2 separate regions of the Homo sapiens genome follow, and region 2 is linked to region 1. Evidence: chromatin loops called from intact Hi-C (ENCODE). Cell type or tissue: gastrocnemius medialis. All regions are shown on one strand. Links, peaks and the distances in the headings refer to the core of each region. The heading gives the core; the rest is flanking DNA.

The links. Peaks named below come from ENCODE experiments on the same cell type or tissue, not always from the same donor. Only the 100,000 strongest peaks of a DNase experiment are listed, where the experiment ranks them.
Region 2: a loop joins it to region 1, with 3 times the contacts of the local background. A loop is called at or near these places in 31 of 110 quality-filtered maps.

Annotation. Positions count from the first base shown.
Region 1 is chr16:81,864,865-81,870,233 of GRCh38, forward strand. PLCG2 (phospholipase C gamma 2) reads left to right here. Exons shown (of 33, transcript NM_002661.5): 6 at 4,350-4,434. Among named protein-coding and RNA genes, the nearest start is that of PLCG2, 88 kb to the left of the region's middle. In gastrocnemius medialis, for the core only: no CTCF peak of the experiment used is centred there; a DNase peak (open chromatin) is centred at 2,307; H3K27ac peaks cover 1,148 bases.
Region 2 is chr16:81,771,632-81,777,000 of GRCh38, forward strand. The region is part of intron 3 of LOC105369213 (a long non-coding RNA gene); the gene reads left to right. It also overlaps a transcript of PLCG2 not described here. Among named protein-coding and RNA genes, the nearest start is that of PLCG2, 5.0 kb to the right of the region's middle. In gastrocnemius medialis, for the core only: no CTCF peak of the experiment used is centred there; no DNase peak of the experiment used is centred there; H3K27ac peaks cover 1,083 bases.

The sequences.
Region 1 (5,369 bases), core at 266-5,265:
CTGTCTGCCATGGGAGAGGGAGGGGCTGTTGGTAACTCATTCAGGGAATAGTTGCCGTCCTTCTCCAAAGGGATTCCCTTGTTTCCTAACCCACAGCCCTAGGTTGAGCTCCCAGGAAACATGATCTGAGACGCAGGTTTGTGTGCAGGAGGCTTACTAGGGAGTGCAGGGTCATCACCCTGGGGGAAGGAAGGCAGCTGGAACAGGCAGCTGGGGAGTCACAACCATGGCCTGGGCACACCTGATGGGGAGCTCTGAGCATGGCCTGTGGAGCTGTCCTGAATTGAGACTAGAGGGCCAGGCCTTTGTTCCCTTGCGTGGACTGGGTCAGAGCTGGCTGCCTTGGAAGGGGCTTTGACCTGGGCGAGGCACTCTCTGTAGGGGATGGCAGGTTGCAGAGAGGGGTGAAGCTGAGCCGTTGGCTTCCTCCCCTGCAGCGATGGGGGCTCAGCCTGCCTGTGCTGGTTTTGGTCGGGCTGTGCAGCACGACACACACACATCCAGAGGTGGGAGTGAGGGAGGGGCTCGCCTAGGGAGAAAGCGGGTGAGGCTGTCCCAGAGCTAGGAGCCCAAAGAAGCTCTCAGCCTCCAGTGTTTACATTGTAAGGGGAGGCCTTTGGACCAGGTGGGCTCCCATGTCCCAGGTGCTTGGATGCTCAAGCCCCTGGTTCCTGGGTTTTCTCCACTTGTTCTTGAGCAGCTGCTCTGGCACCCCAGGCCCCTCAGTCTCTCTGTTCCTGGACATGGGATGGTTCCTTTGCCCTGCTGCTGTCTGGGCTCCTGGGGGGCCCTGGCCTCTTCCTTGCTCCCAGGATGGGCTCCACTGGGGCACCAGCATGAGAGGACGCTGGCCTCTCCCTTGCTCCCAGGATGAGCTCCACTGGGGCAGCAGCGTGAGAGGACGCTGGCCTCTCCCTTGCTCCCAGGATGGGCTCCACTGGGCACCAGCATGAGAGGACGCTGGCCTCTCCCTTGCTCCCAGGGTGAGCTCCAACTGGGGCACCAGCATGAGAGGACGCTGGCCTCTCCCTTGCTCCCAGGATGAGCTCCACTGGGGCACCAGCATGAGAGGACGCTGGCCTCTCCCTTTCTCCCAGGATGGGCTCCACTGGGGCACCAGCGTGAGAGGACGCTGGCCTCTCCCTTTCTCCCAGGATGGGCTCCACTGGGGCACCAGCATGAGAGGACGCTGGCCTCTCCCTTGCTCCCAGGATGGGCTCCACTGGGCACCAGCATGAGAGGATGCTGGTCTCTCCCTTGCTCCCAGGGTGAGCTCCAACTGGGGCACCAGCATGAGAGGACGCTGGCCTCTCCCTTGCTCCCAGGATGAGCTCCACTGGGGCACCAGCATGAGAGGACGCTGGCCTCTCCCTTGCTCCCAGGATGAGCTCCACTGGGGCACCAGCATGAGAGGATGCTAGCCTCTCCCTTTCTCCCAGGATGGGCTCCACTGGGGCACCAGCATGAGAGGACGCTGGCCTCTCCCTTGCTCCCAGGTTGAGCTCCACTGGGGCACCAGCATGAGAGGACGCTGGCCTCTCCCTTGCTCCCAGGATGAGCTCCACTGGGGCACCAGCATGAGAGGACGCTAGCCTCTCCCTTTCTCCCAGGATGGTCTCCACTGGGGCACCAGCATGAGAGGACGCTGGCCTCTCCCTTGCTCCCAGGATGAGCTCCACTGGGGCACCAGCATGAGAGGACGTGGCCTCTCCCTTGCTCCCAAGATGAGCTCCACTGGGGCACTAGCATGAGAGGATGCTGGCCTCTCCCTTGCTCCCAGGATGAGCTCCACTGGGGCACCAGCGTGAGAGGACGCTGGCCTCTCCCTTGCTCCCAGGATGGGCTCCACTGGGCACCAGCATGAGAGGACACTGGCCTCTCCCTTGCTCCCAGGATGGGCTCCACTGGGGCACCAGCATGATCTGGCTCCTCTCCCCACGACCCCTCTCGCTGCCGCTCTGGTAGCGCCTGTTCCCACTGCTCCTCCACCTTCATCCTGCCCTGGCCCAGCTGTTCCTTGGACCACTCCCAGGGCTGAGGCAGAAAGGTTCTTGCAAGCCCCTGGGGCAACTTCCCTAGCCTGCTGGCCGCTGTGCCCAGCCAGCCCCAGCTGGCCCAACAGGGACTTTTTCTGCCCTCAAGGTCTGTCTGTGAAAGCCGTGGGTGCTGTCCCTGTGGTACCAGTAAGTGGGTGGGGAGCATCTTGTCATTTGAAGTCTGTGCTGTTACAGAGGCCCTTAGAACCAGAGGAAAGGCTGGAGGTGGGGACACAGGATGGCCAGAGTCACACTGGACCGTCTCCAGGGCAGCGGCTGGGCAGTGACGCGCTACTTCCTTCCGCATGCCACAGCAGAAGCTGGGAGGATGGTACAGGGAAACTAGGTGGTTTTCTCCTGCAAGGTGGGGCGAGCTTCCTCTCTTGACCACTCTGTCTCAGCTCTGCTGGACACTTGGCTCCAGCCAGAAGGGTCTGGATCTCATATTCTTGACCCACCCACCCCACTAATTTCACTTCTCCTTCTTGTGTGAGCTACTCGCTTGGAGGCAGTCAGGTGTGGTCATTATGGGCACACTGGGTTGGAGTTTGAGGCTAGCACAGATAAGGTACCAAACTGATCGGTGCCTCAGTTTCCTCACCTGGAAGATGGAGATGATCATGGTACCTGCCTTGTAAAATTGTTCAAACATCAAACAGGTGAATGTGCATATAAGGCACCACCTAGAACAACACCTGTCACCTGATAAGCACTATTGAAGTTTCAGCTTTTGTTACTATTGTTACTGCTGCTGCTGCTCCTTTTGCCTGGGACGTGTTCTCCCTTGCTTCCCTCCCTTTTCTTTTTTATTTTTGGAGATGGAGTCTTGCTCTGTCACCCAGGCTGGAGTGCAGTGGCGTGATCTCGGCTCACTGCAAGCTCCGCCTCCCGAATTCACGCCATTCTTCTGCCTCAGCCTCCTGAGTAGCTGGGACTACAGGCGCCTGCTACCATGCCTGGCTAATTTTTTTTGTATTTTTAGTAGAGACGGGGTTTCACCGTGTTAGCCAGGATGGTCTCGATCCTCTGACCTCGTGATCCGCCCGCCTCAGCCTCCCAAAGTGCTGGGATTACAGGCGTGAGCCACCACCGTGCCTGGCCCTCGCTTCCCGCTTCAGCTGAACCTCACTATGTGGCTTCGAAGAAACACTCATGCAGATTCCTGTGACCGAGCACTGGAATTTGATTCAAATCCAGGCTCTGCTGCCTGCCATCCAGCTCTAAGCCCTGAGTTGTGTACCCATGTGACACCCCACCCTTGGCTGTTCTGAGCCCTGGGGGTCAACCATGTGTACTTTGCAGAAGGTAGAATCTGGTGAACAATTAGGCAACTTTAATGCCTGGATGACCCCAGGGCAGCCTGGCACACAGTAGGTGCTCATGTAGGCCTTGTTCCTTCCCACTTCCCCTCCCTGGCCCTTAGTGACCTTGCCTTGCTCTGAACCCCAGTGGCATTAAAAGAAACCTTTATTTTTTTACTTATTTTTGGGGGTGCAGGGGGTCCCCACTTACTCTGCATCCCTCTTGTCTCTTCACAGTGTCAGACTAGAGTCAAATTCAGCTGGGTCTTTCCTGGCTGATTCTGCCAAGCCCGTCCTGTGGTTTTGGTTCCTCTGGGTGGCAGGTAGAGTCAGTAGGAGTCTTGTTCATCCATTCATGTGTGTCGCTAATTAGGTGACAAAGCATTTGGCTACATGAAGAGTGTCATAGTTACTCCTGATGTTTACCCAGGCTTCATTGAATTTCTTCACTTTGACATTCAGAGTCCTGGGCAGAAATCACATCATGTCAACACCTATATTGGGCCTTTGGCATTTCTGTGGCATTTTGTATTGAGATTATCTGGTCATTTGACATCATTTTCTGCCCACACTGAATCTCCTGCAAGACCTTCCTCCATGACCATTCCTGAAGGGTGGAGACCAGCCCTTCTCACTGGGACATCACCCTATACTGGGGATCTCCAGTGTAGGTGCCTCCTCATTGGGGCATCACTGTACGCTATAAATCTCTTATGTGACCTATGTCCCTGGACATACCTGAAGGGTGGAGACCAGCCCTCCTTATTGGGGCATCACCCTACCCTGTGAGTCTGCTATGTGACCCATGTCCATGGACATTGCTTGAGCCTTGCTCATTGAAGTGTCACCCTTACCTTGACTCAATGTCTTGTTCCCAGTTAGTGGTCCATAAATAACTGTTGACCAGGCTCTCTCATAGAGGGCTGCCTGAGGTGGGAACTGATGGGAGCAGCTAAATCCTGTGCTGTTGAAAACCCTCAAGGTGACAGAACTGGGTCTCCCTCTTTTGCAGCATCAGTCTCCGAGAGTTGAAGACCATCTTGCCCCTGATCAACTTTAAAGTGAGCAGTGCCAAGTTCCTTAAAGATAAGTTTGTGGTAAGTTTCATGGCTCAGCCTGGGAATTTTATGAATGCGGAGTGACTTAGCCTCTCTCATGAAGCCGTGGCTTGCCTTTGAGTTCCGTGGAATAGTGCACAAGAAAATCCTTTGCCTCCAGAGTACATCTTAGTTCAGACAGAGGGATCATGGACATATCTGAGGACCATCGTCTCAATCCTAGCAGAGAATGTAATCAATAAAGACCATGTTTACTGAGCTCTTGGACTTGGAACATCTACCCTCAGACCTGTTTTCCATTAGTCCAGCTTTCCCTATTTCCCTGACCATACTGCAGCCCATTTTTTCCCTAGTGAAATGAATGCATGTATGTCTTTTGGAAAATATTATGAAAGATTCCTTGTGTAGGGTACCAGGACCGTGGCATTTTGTATGCAAGTCCTGGTAGTGTAGCTGTCAGAGTTGGCTCTTTTTTCTTCTGTTTCTCCAACCATCCATCCTTCCATACATCATTAAATTTATTTTGTTGTGTAATCAAGTTATTGGTGGGTCTGGGCAGTAAAGCCACTCCATGAGTGATGGGATATAGTAGAGCAGGTGAGGCAAGGATGGAGACAATGGGCACCGATTTTTGCTTACAGGGAAATACTCATTCTTCTTAGGAAATGAGCAACCCTGCATCCAAACAGCCCCAGTTGGAGGACTCCAATGCCCATTTTCAATATCAGCTCCATTACAAGGTTCCTCAGTGCAAAAAGCTCATTTCATTTTTGTATTAATGAGCTCCTGGAAAAATTATCCCATTTTATTGCTTATCAAGCATCCTTTGACCTGCCCCCAATATTCCACATTAATCCAATAATAGAAAAAGAGAAAAGGGTAGGTCAGAAGAGGAGAGAGATGGGAGAAGCATTTACCATTGATTGCTACACAGTTGCCATTTAATTCTTTATCAAGTATTTACTGAACCAGGT
Region 2 (5,369 bases), core at 280-5,279, 93 kb before region 1:
CTATTTGCCTAATATAGGGTACAGTGGGTTGAATTGTGACCCCCCCCAACCCCCCACCCAAAAAAAACAACAACAAAAAAACTAAGTCCTAAACCCTGCACCTGTGAATGTAACCTTACTTGGAAATAAGGTTTGTTTTTGTTTTTGTTTGCTTGTTTGTTTGTTTTTTTGAGTTGGAGTCTCTCTCTCTTGCCCAAGCTGGAGTGCCAGGGCAGGATCTCCGCTCACTGCAACCTCCACCTCCTGGGCTCAAATGATTCTCCTGCCTCAGCTTCCCAACTAGCTGGGACTACAGGCTGTGCCTCTACGCCTGGCTACTTTTTGTATTTTTAGTAGAGACGGGGTTTCACCATGTTGGCCAGGCTGGTCTTAAACTCCTGGCCTTAAGTGATCTGCCCACTTCGGCTTCCCAAAGTGCTGGGATTACAGGTGTGAGCCACTGGTGCAAGGCTGGAAATAGGGTCTTTATGGAGGTAATTAAGTTAAGGATCTCAAGATGAGAACATCCTGGATTCAGGGTGGACACTCAATCAGAGGACTGGTGTTCTTACCAGAGAAAGGAGAGGGGTATTTGAGACAGAGAGCAGAGGGCCATGAGAAGACAGAGGCAGAGTTAGAGTGATGCAGCTCCAAGCCAAGGAGCGCATGATCACCACCAACCACAGAACCCGGGAGAAAGGCGTGGGGCAGATTCTCACCTAGGGCCTAAGGAGGGAACCAGTGCTGCTGCTGGCACCTTGCATTCAGACTTCTGGCCTCCAGAACTGTGAGATGATATATCTCTATTTTTTTTTAAGTCACCAAGTTCATGGTAATTTGTTACGGCAGCCTTTGGAAGGTAAGACACGGGGCCTGGTATTAAATAAGGGCTCAGTGTTTGTCCAATGAATGAAAGGGGCCAGGCACGGTGGCTCACGCCTATAATCCCAGCACTTTGGGAGGCCGAGGTGGGTGGATCACCTGAGGTCAGGAGTTCAAGACCAGCCTGGCCAACATGGTGAAACCCTGTTTCTACTAAAAATACAAAAAAAAAAAAAAAAGCTGGGTGTGGTGGTGCATGCCTGTAATCCCAGCTACTCGGGAGGCTGAGGCAGGATAACCAGGGAGGTGGAGGTTGCAGTGAGCCAAGATCATGCCACTGTGCTCCAGCCTGGGCAATAGAGTGAGACTCCATCTCCAAAAAAAAGAATGACTGAAAAGGCTAAGAAAGGAAGCTTGGCTTGCTGGTCTGTGGTGGGAACAAAAGGGAGACCTTCGGATGCCTTCTTGCTCTGTGCCAGCTGCCTGGTGCAGCCTATGACCACTGCAGGACCCTGCAGACTGCCTGCCTGACACCATCTCCCCTTGCCCCTGCCGACAGCTGCCCTGTTTGGCCACATACTCTTGGGCATCCTCTCATGATGTGGGGGAAGCTGATCCATCCTAAATATACTGCCAAATGTGGAAAATCCCATTTTCTTGGAGAGTGACTGAGGCAGAGCAGGCTTTGTGACCCATTTCTGGCCAATGAGACAGAGGGAAAGCATGCTGGGTGTGGGGGGGCGTTGGGAAAAGGTGTACTCTTTTCAGTCTCTTCCCTTTCAGGTCTGGTTGCCAGGAGTGGCAGATGTGGAAATAATCGGTGTCCCTGTTGACACACTTGAACTTCTCAGTGTACCTTGTCTGCACCCCAACCACTCCTGGGCTTCCAGCAATGTGAGATCATTGATAGCCTTTTTGTGGAAGCTGAATACGTCCTAGTGGAGACTCCAGACATGAGAACGAGGGGCTTTTGTCTTCAGCAGTGCAGATTGGGAAACTGAGGCTCAGAGACTATTACATTGTTGGAGACACAGGGGGGTAAGAGGCAGAGCTGGGATTCACACTGAGGCCCACCTGTCTCTGTGTCCCATGTTTTCAGCTGCTCTTGTACACTATTGCTCTTGGCTTTCAACTGGCTGTCTTGATTTTACATGAGGTTTGGGGCCTGGCAAATGCCTGGTTGCAGTCTGGTTCTTAGCATAACAGGGTCCGCATGTTGAGAGTTCATTGCAATGTAGTGACTACTGAGTCAGCTCCAGGGGTCCCATCTAACCAGGATCCATGCCCAGGACTTGGATATGCGTTCGCAGACTCACTCCTCCACAGCAGCCCTATTTACCAAAGAAGAAAGTGAAGCTTACAGCGGCTGCAAATGCTGTGCAGAGCTACAGAGAGTGAGCGACTGGGACTGGAACCAGCTCTGTCTCACTCCAAAGCCCCCTTTTTGTGTTCCTCCAACTACACTCTGTGCCCATCATGCAGGACTTTGATGGTTGCTGCTATATCCCTGGAGCCTGGGAGTGCCTGGCCCCTTGCAGGCACTCCGCAAATGTTTGTTGAATGAATAAATGAGCTCCACCAGGACTCCAGGTTAGAGGTGCTCAAAGCAAAACCATGGGTCGGGCACAGTGACTTATGCCTGTAATCCTAGCACTTTGGGAAGCTGAGGTGGGTGGACTGCCAGAGCTCAGGAGTTTGAGATCAGCCTGGGTAACACGGTGAAATCCCGTCTCTACTAAAAATACAAAAAAAAAAAAAAAAAAAAAAAAAAGCCAGGCGTGGTGATGCACGCCTGTAGTCCCAACTACTCAGGAGGCTAAGGCACAAGAATCACTTGAGCCCAGGAGGCAGAGGTTGCAGTGAGCTGAGATCCAACCACTGCACTCCAGCCTGGGCAGTAAAAAAAACAAAACAAAACAAAACCCACAAAACCATTAAACCGGGGGCTCCACCAAGCTGGCCACAATTTAAATAGCAGAGGGGTCTGCCCTCCCCTACCTCCAGAAGCAGTGAGGCCTAACCCCATTGAAAGCCCATTCTGGGTGGTACTTCCTCTCACAGAGGCCTGCCAGCCAGCAGCTGGGACTCGGCTCGTCGCCACGGATGTGTGCTTCTCTGAACAATGTTGGGAAAGGAAACTAGACTCAAGGGCTCCAGGGGGTTTTCTGGTCATTTTGGCTGTGGGGGTAGAGGGGTAGGGTTGGCGAGGTTCCCTGGGGCAGGGCGGTGGACCTCAGCCTGGTCACTGCCTTTGGAGGTGGTGGTGGAGGAGGGGAAAGGAGGTCTGGGTTTGAAATAACCCTCTAAGGGTGTTTTTTTTTTTTTGGTCAGGGTCTTACTCTGTTGCCCAGGCTGGAATGCAGTGGCACATGATCTCGGCTCACTGCCTGCAACCTCTGCCTCCTGGGCTTAAGTGATCCTCTTGCCTCAGCTTCCCGAGTAGCTGTGACTCAGGCTCACTCCACCAGGCCTGGCTAATTTTTAAAGTTTTTTGTAGAGATGGAGGTCTCATCATGTTGTCCAGGCTAGTCTTGAACTCCTGGGCTCAAGTGGTCCACCCTCCTTAGCCTCCCAAATAGCTGAGATTACAGGTATGAGCCAATGTGCCCAGTCCACAGATATTTTTCAAAACAGCTTTCTTGAGATATAATTCACATCCCATGCAACTCATGCATGTAAAGTGTACAGTACAGAGGCTTCAGCACATTCACAGAGCTGAGCAGCCATCGTCACAATCCATTTTAGAACATTCTTATCATCCCAAAGAGCAGCCCTGTACCCCTTATCTTTTACCTTCCGATAGGCCCGCTCTCTGCTTTCCTGGTCCTTGGCAACCACTGATCTACGTTCTGTCTCTGTAGATTTGCTAATTCTGCATATGCTATAGGTGGGTCTTATGATGGGGAAATTAAGTCCAAAGAGGGTGGCTGAGCAGCCCACAGCCATAAAACTAAGGAAGGGGCAGACTTGGAACTGGAGCCCAGATTCCTTGTTTCCAAGTTCATGCTTTCACAGGAGGTCTTCTTCTTCCCAGTAACAATTCCTAAAATAGTCAGCCTTGGTTTTGCCCCATGGGGATGAGGGCTTTACCTCCCTCATCTCACAGTCCCCCTCAGATGTAGGTACATTTCTGATACCCATAGGTATAATAATGAGGAAACTGATACCCAGAGAGGCTAATGGTCCAATGCACCATGGCTGCCAGCAAAGAGAAGAGGGTAATAGGGAAAAGCATTTGTATGCCCAAGGACTGGTGAGCAACACAGAATACAAAGAGTCAAGATGATTCAGCTTAAAATGTAATTTTCTTTCAGGTTATTCTTTCTTACCTATCCACTTCCCTTTTTCTTTCTTTTGTAGGAAAAGGAAAAGAAAGATCCCTCTACCCTTTGAGGTCACTTCCTGACCCATTTGTGCATCTATGTAGAGTGGTTACAAACTCACATCTCCCTGCCTGAATGCCTCTTATTAATCTGGGGATGGGTGGCAGGTCAGCATGCCCATGGGCTCTGACACCAGACAGGCTGAGGTTCAAATCCAGCCCCCACCACCCACTGACTTAACCCACTCTAGCCCTCTGACAGCTAACCTGTGACAGGGCCTTTCTACCTCATATGTCTGAACCCACAGAGTGGTTTCTTTCTCTCTCTCTCTCTCTTTCTTTCTTTTTTTCCTTCTTTCTTTTTTGTTTTTTTTGACGGAGTCTCACTCTGTTGCCCAGGCTAGAGTGCAGTGGTACAATCTCGGCTCACTGCAAGCTCCACCTCCTGGGTTCAGGCCATTCTCCTGCCTCAGCCTCCTGAGTAGGTGGGATTATAGGCACCCACCACCAGGCCAGGCTAATGTTTTTGTATTTTCAGTAGAGACGGGTTTTCACCATGTTAAGCAGGATGGTCTTGATCTTCCAACCTCGTGATCCGCCCGCCTCAGCCTCCCAGGGTGCTGGGATTACAGGCGTGAGCCACCGCGCCCGGCTCAGAGTGGTTTCTTTCCCTACCTATTTTATTCCATGGAAAAGAAAGAATACACAGAATGGTTCCTTCCCCACCTATTATCCTTGGGAAAAGAAGTGTCATTTTACATTAGAGTCCTCCCAGAACAGCGCCTGCCGCCTTGATGATGACGACGATTGTTAATTCTGAGATGGAGTCTTGATCTATCACCTATGCTGGAGTGCAGTGGCACCATCTTGGCTCACTGCAACCTCTGCCTTCTGGGTTCAAACGATTCTGCTACCTCAGACTCGTGAGTAGCTGACACTACAGGTGTGTGCCACCATGCCTGGGTAATTTTTGTATTTTTAGTAGAGAGGGTGTTTTACCATGTTGGCCAGGATAGTCGTGAACTCCTGATCTCAGGTAAGCCGCCTGCCTTGGCCTCCCAAAGTGCTGGGATTACAGGTATGAGCCACTGCACCTGGCAGATTATTTTTATTTTGAACAACCAAGTTAGAGTTTGAGAAAGAGATGAAGGGCCTCCAGTACTCTCTTTCAATCCACTGATTCCTTCAGTCGTTCACCTGGGGGGTGGGGTTGGGCTAGGGGTTGGTTAGCAAAAAATGAGCCAAA